Regions from separate parts of the Homo sapiens genome. Here region 2 is linked to region 1. The links are chromatin loops, found by intact Hi-C in ENCODE. Cell type or tissue: PC-9. All regions are shown on one strand. Each heading gives the region's core, and the rest is flanking DNA. Links, peaks and the distances in the headings are about the cores only.

Region 1 (4,387 bases), core at 282-4,281:
ATGAGTGGGGAGAGAGCTTGCCACATGGGGAAGGGCAGGAAGAGGGGATGCCAGAGGCCCCGCGGTAAAGCCCCTCGGCCCATCACTCAGCCCATGAATCTGGTGTGCTGGAGCCTGAGGAGTCAAGAAGAAGGACTGCTTGGCAGGGACGGCCTTAGTCCAGAGACCTCACACTCCAACCCTCTCTGCCCCACAGCAGCGGGAAGGGAAGAGTGAGGGAATGGGATGGAGGGGCAGCACTCAGTGGGCAGAGTCTGGGCAGACCTTGGGGAGTCCCAGAGTCATGTCTGTTAAGAAGATCCAAGCCAGACCTCCCTGAACTCCAGCCCAGAAACAGACTGCTGTTCCCTGAGTGTTTCTACAGAAGCTGCCGAAACTCAGGGAAAGTGAACTCATCCCACACGTGTGGGAGACACATATGCAGAGTACAAAACAGTCCTCAGGGGACCAGCTTCTCAGGGAGCCCCAGTCTGATGGAGACACAGCCCCGTCCTCAGGGAGCCCCAGTCTGAGGGGAGACACAGCTGCATCCTCAGGGAGCACCAGTCTGAGGGAGACACAGCCTCGTTCTCAGGGAGCCCCAGTCTGAGGGGAGACAGAGCCCCGAGCTCAGGGAGCCCCAGTCTGAGGGGAGACACAGCCCAGTCCTCAGGTAGCCCCAGTCTGAGGGGAGAAGCAGCCGCAGTCTGGAGTGGAGAGAGACTCCACCTCTAGCGTCTTGGATGGGCTATTCCTGTCCCTCCCTGCCGCTGTCTTTCTGCCTCTCTATTCCTTTTTCTCTCTCATGTAAGTGCATTCACACAAACACATCTACACACACACAACCATATGCAGACATTCAGAAAGAAGTCTTAAAAGCACTCAAGACTACATCTCAATATCTGCGAAGAGCATAGCTCAAACTCCAAGCACAAGACCAAACCCACCTCTCTGACTGTGTCGTGAGTCAGGAAAGTCCTTGAGGTTGAGCTGCCAAGAGTGAGGTCCAAGCCTCACTGGAACTCACGGGCTTTGAATCCTGTTGCACCCTCTGAGGGTTTGAGAGTGAGAGCCCTCACCTGCTGACCTATCCTCATCTGCATGGTAACTTTCTAGCTCTGATACTGGGTCAGACTGCAGAGGAAGCAGATCCTGAGGACTAGGAGCACTTAAAGTGACTGAGAACATCGAGGGATGGGGTGATGTGGGATAGTGAGGCTGACCACCCAGCTGTCCAAGCTCCCTATGGGAGGCCAGGCCAAGAAGTAAAGAATACCCCCGCCCTCGTACCTCCCTCACACACATGCTTGTCTTAACTCCCAGAGCCCTGGGCGCCAACAGGAGTTAGCACCCTCCAAGGTTCTGTCCCATGGTTCTTGTTTGGGCCTCTGTGCAGGGGGGGGTCAAGGGCCTGGGCAGGAGGGACCCTAAATGGGTTCTGGTCCAATAATATTTGGAAACTACCCTTTTTGTCACTTGCATGACCCTAGTCACTTTCTGTTGCAAGAAAAGGGACACCCCAATTCATTCATAAACATCATGGAAAGCAGAAGAATTAACACTGTTCAAATGAGAGGTGGAAGAAAGGAAGAATTCATGAGTGATCTAGGGACGTAGAGAAGCTCCGAAATCAACTTTTCTAGCACTCTTTAAACTCAAGACTGATTCCCTTCCTTGCAGTCTGGTCCAGAGGCAGAGGGATGAAACACTGACATCTCTAACTCCTAAGGCTCAAAGTGGCAAGATCACCTATCCCTCAGGGACAGTCACGCTGCCAGTGATGTGGAGCTCACTCTCTCTAAGCTCCCCTGGCTTTGCTAGACGGCCCTGTGTGGTGGGATTTGGAATGTGAGGCTGCTGGGACCCCTGTCCTCCACCTGGTCACAGGTGACTCTAGCAAAGAAGAAGGTGGCGTGCTGAGCCATGCGTTCCATTTTACAATGAGCCCCAGAGTCTTCCTGGCTGAGACTGGGAGCTCCTTCTTGAAAGACGGATTTCACAGATGAGATTTTGCTCTGAAGTGGCCCCATTGTGCTTCCAGACGGCACAAGGGAGGTGGGGGTAGTGCGGTGAGGAGGCTTGGCTCTGGGCTGTGCTGTGATGAAGGTACATTCGCCAAGGGCGCTGCCTGGTCCCATCAACAGGGTGGGGGTGGGAGGCGGGTGTCCGGGCCTGGCATGATGCCTCTTGCCTTGGCATTTCCCACGCCTGGATTATGGTTCAGCCAGACTTCCTGTGCAGGTCTGGCCAGTCCTGAGCCCTGGGGGGCAGCGGAAGCTGTGTATGCCCTAGGGCTATGCTGCCTGTCTGGTGGACAAACAAGATGTTTATTCAGTGAAGGCAAAAGGAGAAGCCCAGGGATGAAGCTGCTGGTGCCCTAGCCCTTCCTTCCTGCCTTCCCCCTCCCAATGCCACACACACCCCAATCCAAAGCTCAGAGCACTAGAGTCAGAGCCCCAGGAAGACACACAGGCACACCCAGATGTCAACACTGAGGACCCCATGGGCAGACAGACACACAGCACACACATACACCCACCGTACAACAAGGGAAACTCTGTGGACAAGTCTATGTTCTCTTTTCTGATATAACCTTCCTACACACATAGCCTTTGTGTTTTAAAGTCAATTAACCCTGGAAAAACACAAAGTTAAAGGGGTGGCGCCGGTCCAAGAGTGTCACAGCAGCCACCAGTGCCAAGACGGAGAATTGGCCTTGAGAGGGTAGGAGGTGGTGGCTGGCAGCAAGGGCAGGGCATCCAGGGTACAGTTGCCAGGTTTGTGGTGTGGCGCCTCTGGGGTGGACAGATTGGGCCTTGATCTTGGATGCTGTCCTGGGAGGCTAATAGGATGAAAGACCTACCTCCCCAGACTAAAGAGCCAGGCTCTGGGGCAAAGAAGAAGGTGGCGTGCTGAGCCATGCGTTCCATTTTACAGGGAGACCCAGAGCCTTCCTGGCTGAGACTGGGAGCTCCTTCTGGAAAGACAGATTTCACAGATGAGAGGCAGAACAGAGCAGAGCAGGGAAGTGGACAGATGGACTCCTAGAGGGAATCTGGGGCCCTCTAGGGCTATGCTACCCACAAGTGTGGTTCATGCACCAGCAGCATCTTAGAAATGCAGAATCTTGGGTCAACCCAGACCTACTGAATCAGAGACTGGTTATTCATATACATATGAAAGTTTCTGAGGCACCTCTCTAGGAGCTTCCTGGACCCTGGATGAGAGTTTTCCCCTGGGTAAGTCATGGATTACAACATCACTCCTGGTAGACTGTACTCTTGGGTTTGGAAGACACCTTAGGAGGTCAGCCCAGCTATTTCCCAAGCTCCAGGTGGGGTTACAGCCCTGGCCTTTCAGGTGGATTCATTCATTCATTTCACACGTTTGCTGTGGCACCATTCCAGGCATTAGGGATCAAACAATAAGTAAAAGCCAGACCTGGTCTCTGCCCTTTTGGAGCTCTCAGTCTAGTGGGACTGACAGGTAAGATTTTCCTGAAGAAGTGTCGCTTGAGTTGCATTTTGAAAAGGTCAACTTGGTGAAAAGAGGAGAGAAGCATATTTTAGGCAGTGGAACAGCTCATGTAAAGGCCCTGAGGCGAAACAGTGTATGGCTGGTTTTTAGAACTGAAAGGTCAGTGTGGCCAGGGAGCAGAGAGTGGGGAAGACCCTTGCATCTGATGAGATGAGTGCCTCCAGTAAGGTCTCTGTGCCTGCCATACCCTTTGATTAGTAGGTTACGGAGAACCTTAGGATATTAGAAAGTGAAGGAACCTTGGCCTTCATTCAGGCCAATGCTTTGAACCTGGCTTCAAGCCTCAGCTCCATTATAAATTAACTGTAAATGTGACCTTGGGTCATTGTTTTCTCATCCGAAAAATATCCAGTCAGGGGTGCAAGAAGTGACACCTACTTCGTCTAGACTAGGAGGGTGTCACAGAAGGCTTCATCAAGGAGCTATTTTTATTAGGACACATAATAGGCTGCTATAAAAAGAGACTGCAAATACAGAGACTTAAACAAGAAACACTTTGATTTCTCTCTCATGTAAACGTCTGAGTAGATGGTCCACAATATGGCAACTCAATGGTGGGGGAAGCCATGTGCCTTCTGCCTTATTGCATGGCCACCTTCAGCATATAGCTTCTGTTTCATATGGTCTAAAGTGATTGTTCCAGCTCCTGCCATCACATTTGCACTCCTCTTCCTTTTAAAGGCACTATCCAGAGGTTGCACACGCCATGTCTGCTCATATCTCGTTGGGACATAAGTCAGTCATGTGACCACATGTAGCTGCAAGGGAGTCTGAGAAATGTAATCTTTAGCTAGGGAGCCAGCTACAAATTCAATTACTGTGTAAGAATAGGAGAATGAATATTAAGAGGCAACAAGTAGTCTCTGCCACA
Region 2 (4,387 bases), core at 249-4,248, 100 kb after region 1:
TTCCTGCTGAGTCCAGCAGACACCACCGTGCCTGCTCTGTGCCAGGCACAGATCTAGGTTCTTCAGGGATCTGAGATGAATAAGACTTGGTTACTGCCCTCCTGGAGCTCACAGTCTGGTGGGAGAAAGACGTGGCGGTGGCATATAGATAAATCTTTAGCATGCAACATGATGAAGGCCACTAGGGAGGTATGTGACTGTGTCATAAGAGCCCTGAGAAGGAAGCATTTGACACGAGCTTGGGGGATGACGCTTGAGAGCTGAATCTTGAAGGTCAACCAGGAGGTATGAGATCAGCAAAGGTGCTCTAGGAAGGTGGCACAGCATGTTCAAAGGCTCAGGGGTAGGAATGGACATGGCAGTTTGGGAACTGCATTTTCTCTGGAACATAAAATTTGTGCAAGAAAGTGAAAAAAAGCAAGGCAAGACATTTGAAGAAGACAGGGCCCTGAACCCTGAACACCCACTGAGAAGTTTGGACCAGAACAAATCTTTCTTTCTTTTCCTTTCTCTCTCTCTGTGTCTCTCCATTTCTCTGTCCTTCCCTCTCTTCCTCCCTCCCTCCCTTCCTTCTTCCCTTTCTTCCTTCCTGATTTCCTTTCCCGCCATAAAATCAATGCATACTCAGAGCAATAACTTTATTATTCATTTATGTTTATTATTTGAGCCAGAGTCTTGCTCTGTCACCCAGGCTGGAGTGCAGTGGCATGATCTCGACTCACTACAACCTCTGCCTCCCGGGCTCAAACAATTCTCCTGCCTCAGCTTCCCAAGTAGCTGGAACTACAGGCATGCACCACCACGCTCAGCTAATTTTCTGTATTTTTAGTAGATACGGGTTTTCACCATGTTGGCCAGGCTGGTCTCAAACTTCTGACCTTAGGTGATCCGCCTGCCTTGGCCTCCCAAAAGTGCGGGGATTACAGGCATGAGCCACCATGTCTGGCCTGCAATAACTTTAGAATATACAACCAAGGATGTAAACTGTGAAGACAAGACCTTTGCTAAGTTGCCATCATTTCCCCAGGGCCTGTTTTTGTGCCTGACATTTAATAGATGCTCAAAAACTATTTGTTGAAGACATGGGCACTGTGCTGCACCCTGTGGGTATAACGTGCGCAGCACAGATCGGTGACTGTCCCTCTTGGACTCACTATAATTAACTGGTAACAGTAACCTAGTAAATGCCATGGTAGAGAATTGGGGCAGACACCTAATCTTGGAGTGGGGGTTGGGAATCCAGGGAAGTCTTCCAGAGTGGGCAATGCATATGCTGAACCTGAAGGTCCTAGCAGGAATTAGTTGGGGCAAGAGTGTTCAGGCAGAGGGAAGAGTGCTCAGGCAGGACAGCCTGTGTATGTGTGAGAATATGGGGCTTTGTCTCAAGGACAATGGGGTTTAGGAAAAATAGTGCTGTGATACATTTTGACGCAAAGAGAATGAATCAGAGAGGGAAGGAAGATGGGAGACAGGCAGGCGAGAGAACATTAACACCAAGGGACAGAGAGGGGATCATGGTCCATCCAGGCTAGGGCAGAGGCCATGGGGACAGGTAAAGAACCAGATTTGTGGAGTCTTCCGGTCTTGGAGACTGATGGGCTGAGGGGAGAAGAAGATAAAGGGGACAATAGGATTCCCAGATCCTAGGCATTGGGGAACAGGTGAGTGGGATCATTATGTAAAGAACTATGCAAATGTTACCGCCACTTCTCTTTTTTTTTTTTGAGATGGAGTCTCGCTCTGTCACCCAGGCTGGAGAGCACTGGCATGATCTCTGCTCACTACAATCTCCACCTCTCAGATTCAAGCGATTCTTCTGCCTCAACCTCCTGAGTAACTGGGACTACAGGCGTGAGCCACCACATCTGGTTAATTTTTGTATTTTTAGTAGAGACGGGGTTTCACCATATTGGCCAGGCTGGTCTCGAACTCCTGACCTCGTGATCCGCCTGCCTCGGCCTCCCAAAGTGCTGGGATTACAGGTGTGAGCCACCTCGCCCAGCCCCCCCACCCTTTTTTTTTTTTTTTAATTGAGACAGAGTCTTACTCTGTCACCCAGGCTAGAGTGCAGTGGTGCAATTTTGGCTCACTGCAGCCACCGCCTCCAGGTTCAAGCGATTCTCATGCCTCAGCCTCTCATGTAGCTGGGAATACAGGTGCGTGCCACCAAGCCTGGCTCATGTTTTGTTTTTTTTTAGTAGAGATAGGGTTTCACCATGTTGGTCAGGCTGGTCTCAGACTCCTGGCCTAAAGTGATCTGCCTGCCTTGGCCTCCCAAAGTGCTGGGATTACAGGCATGAGCCACCCTGCTCGGCCAGCTACTTCTTATTCAAATGCACAGTTTGCATGTGGCTCACAGCCAGTGGTGACCGATCAACCAGTGAAAGGGGTGGGCCTGTGCTGGTACCCAGCAGGCTCTCATGCCCCTGCCCTCCCCCGCCAGCCTACTCCTCCCAGTCTGAACCCCACCCTGCCAGCCCTGGTTCTTGGTCTTGGGGCTTTCTTCATTGCCTCCTCCCTTCACTCCCTGGTTCTCAGGGAAGCAGAAAGTTTTCCTTGCTGGCCAGAGCCCAGCCGCCCAGCCCAGGATTGCATGAGCCCTCCTCGCTCATTCTGGCTTCTTACTCATTTGTGCATGGAAATGCCCTGCCAGACTCGGCTTGACCACACTGACCTGCTTTCCCAGTTACAAGCTTCCCTCTTTGGTTCTCTCATCTTTCTTCTGAAGCTGCAGCTTCTTTGAAAATCTCCCCAATCCTTCCAGAGCCCCTTTGCCTCACCATGCACCCACACGAGGACATAACAGAGCCAAAGGTCTGGCCGACACATCCCGACACACCCTCACTCTGACACACAGACACCAAGGCACATTCACAAATAAGCACAGGGAGATGTGTAGATAGGAAGCTCAAGAGCACAGGGCCTGGGTCTGATTCTTTCAGTATTATATCCCTGAAGCCTGTCACTCAGGAGATGCTCAATAAGTATTTGTTGAATGAAAGAATGGGGTAGATGCAGGGATGAGCCATGCAGACCTCCCTGCAAGAAAGGATGATTGCCTGGCGTGAGGTGTGGTGTGCTGACAGTTCTAGCTGTTGGCCCCTTCAGGGACTACAGGGCTGGGACTAGGGTGAGAAGTGTAGCACCTAGGGCACAGAATCTAAGGATGTGGGCCAGGCGCCGTGGCTCATGCCTATAATCCCAGCCCTTTGGGAGGCTGAGGTGGGTGGATCACTTGGGATCAGGAGTTTGAGACCAGCCTGGCCAACATGGTGAAACCCTGTCTCTACTAAAATTACAAAAAATTAGCTGGGCATGGTGGGGGGCGCCTGTAATCTCAGCTACTCGGGAGTCTGAAGCAGGAGAATCACTTGAGCCTGGAAAGTGAAGGTTGCAGCGAGCTGAGATCATGCCATTACACTCCAGCCTGGGTGACAAGAATGAAACTCCATCTCAAAAAAAAAAAAAAGAATCTAAGGATGTGCTCACCTGCAGGAGTGTGCAAGCACCTCCTTACATGCTACGCCCTGGCTGCCTCACTGGCCTTGACTCAGGTGGCTAAGCACAGTAGTGGCTCTAGCACCTGGCCATTACCAACTCAAGGTTCCTCTAATGGGCAGTCTTTGCTCAGGAGTTCCCCACTGGGCTGGTGGATAGGGGTCAGATCTGCTTCACGGTCTCATGGTCTCTGCCCAATCCTGCTCTTGCCTGCTTCCTTTCCTCGGACTCACTCCCCAGCAAACCTTTCCTCATCTCTGCAGGTTCTTCCCAGATAACCTGACCTGTGACATTTCATGGACAGGTACATCCAGATTACAAAGAACCACACACACACAGACACACACACCCCTGTGAGTGCCCGAGGGCAGGGTCTGAGCCGTACCTTTATGTAAAGCTCAGTCCTGAACATATATCAGATGCTCAAGAACTCACCAATGAGTGACTGAATGGGACAGAGATCCCCAAGATAACTGACCACCTGGTGGGAGGCCAGTGACTGGATATGCTGACCTTGCTAGATGTTTCCAAATTGGGGTTCCCAGGGCATCCTTGAAGGCAGTGACAGAGGTGATAGAGCTGTTTGCAAGATTTAAATAGTCTCGTGGGATGTGTGCTTTTAGCTGAGAAAAGGCCACTCAGGTAAACTAAGAGGTGAGATCTTGTGCTTTTTGTGGGAATTATGTCAGGATAGTGCACTACTATGGAGCTATCTTGGGATGAGCAAAAGTTCCATCTGGCACTGACATATTAAAATGTTTTTCACTGGGCATCATGGAGACAGTGGAGAGGAATGGGAAGGTCCCATTCCTTTCCCATGGGAAAGTCCCATGGCTTTGGACTCCCCTGCCAGGTGTCATTAGGCAAATCAGCCTACATCTCTGAGTCT

Evidence for each region. Peaks named below come from ENCODE experiments on the same cell type or tissue, not always from the same donor. Only the 100,000 strongest peaks of a DNase experiment are listed, where the experiment ranks them.
Region 2: a loop joins it to region 1, with 12 times the contacts of the local background. A loop is called at or near these places in 1 of 110 quality-filtered maps.

The regions. Positions count from the first base shown.
Region 1 is chr6:39,167,450-39,171,836 of GRCh38, forward strand. No RefSeq gene overlaps it. Among named protein-coding and RNA genes, the nearest start is that of SAYSD1, 54 kb to the left of the region's middle. In PC-9, for the core only: no CTCF peak of the experiment used is centred there; DNase peaks (open chromatin) are centred at 2,262 and 3,212; H3K27ac peaks cover 1,789 bases.
Region 2 is chr6:39,271,096-39,275,482 of GRCh38, forward strand. No RefSeq gene overlaps it. Among named protein-coding and RNA genes, the nearest start is that of KCNK17, 41 kb to the right of the region's middle. RefSeq lists enhancers at 1,878-2,379, 2,380-2,879. In PC-9, for the core only: no CTCF peak of the experiment used is centred there; a DNase peak (open chromatin) is centred at 2,516; H3K27ac peaks cover 564 bases.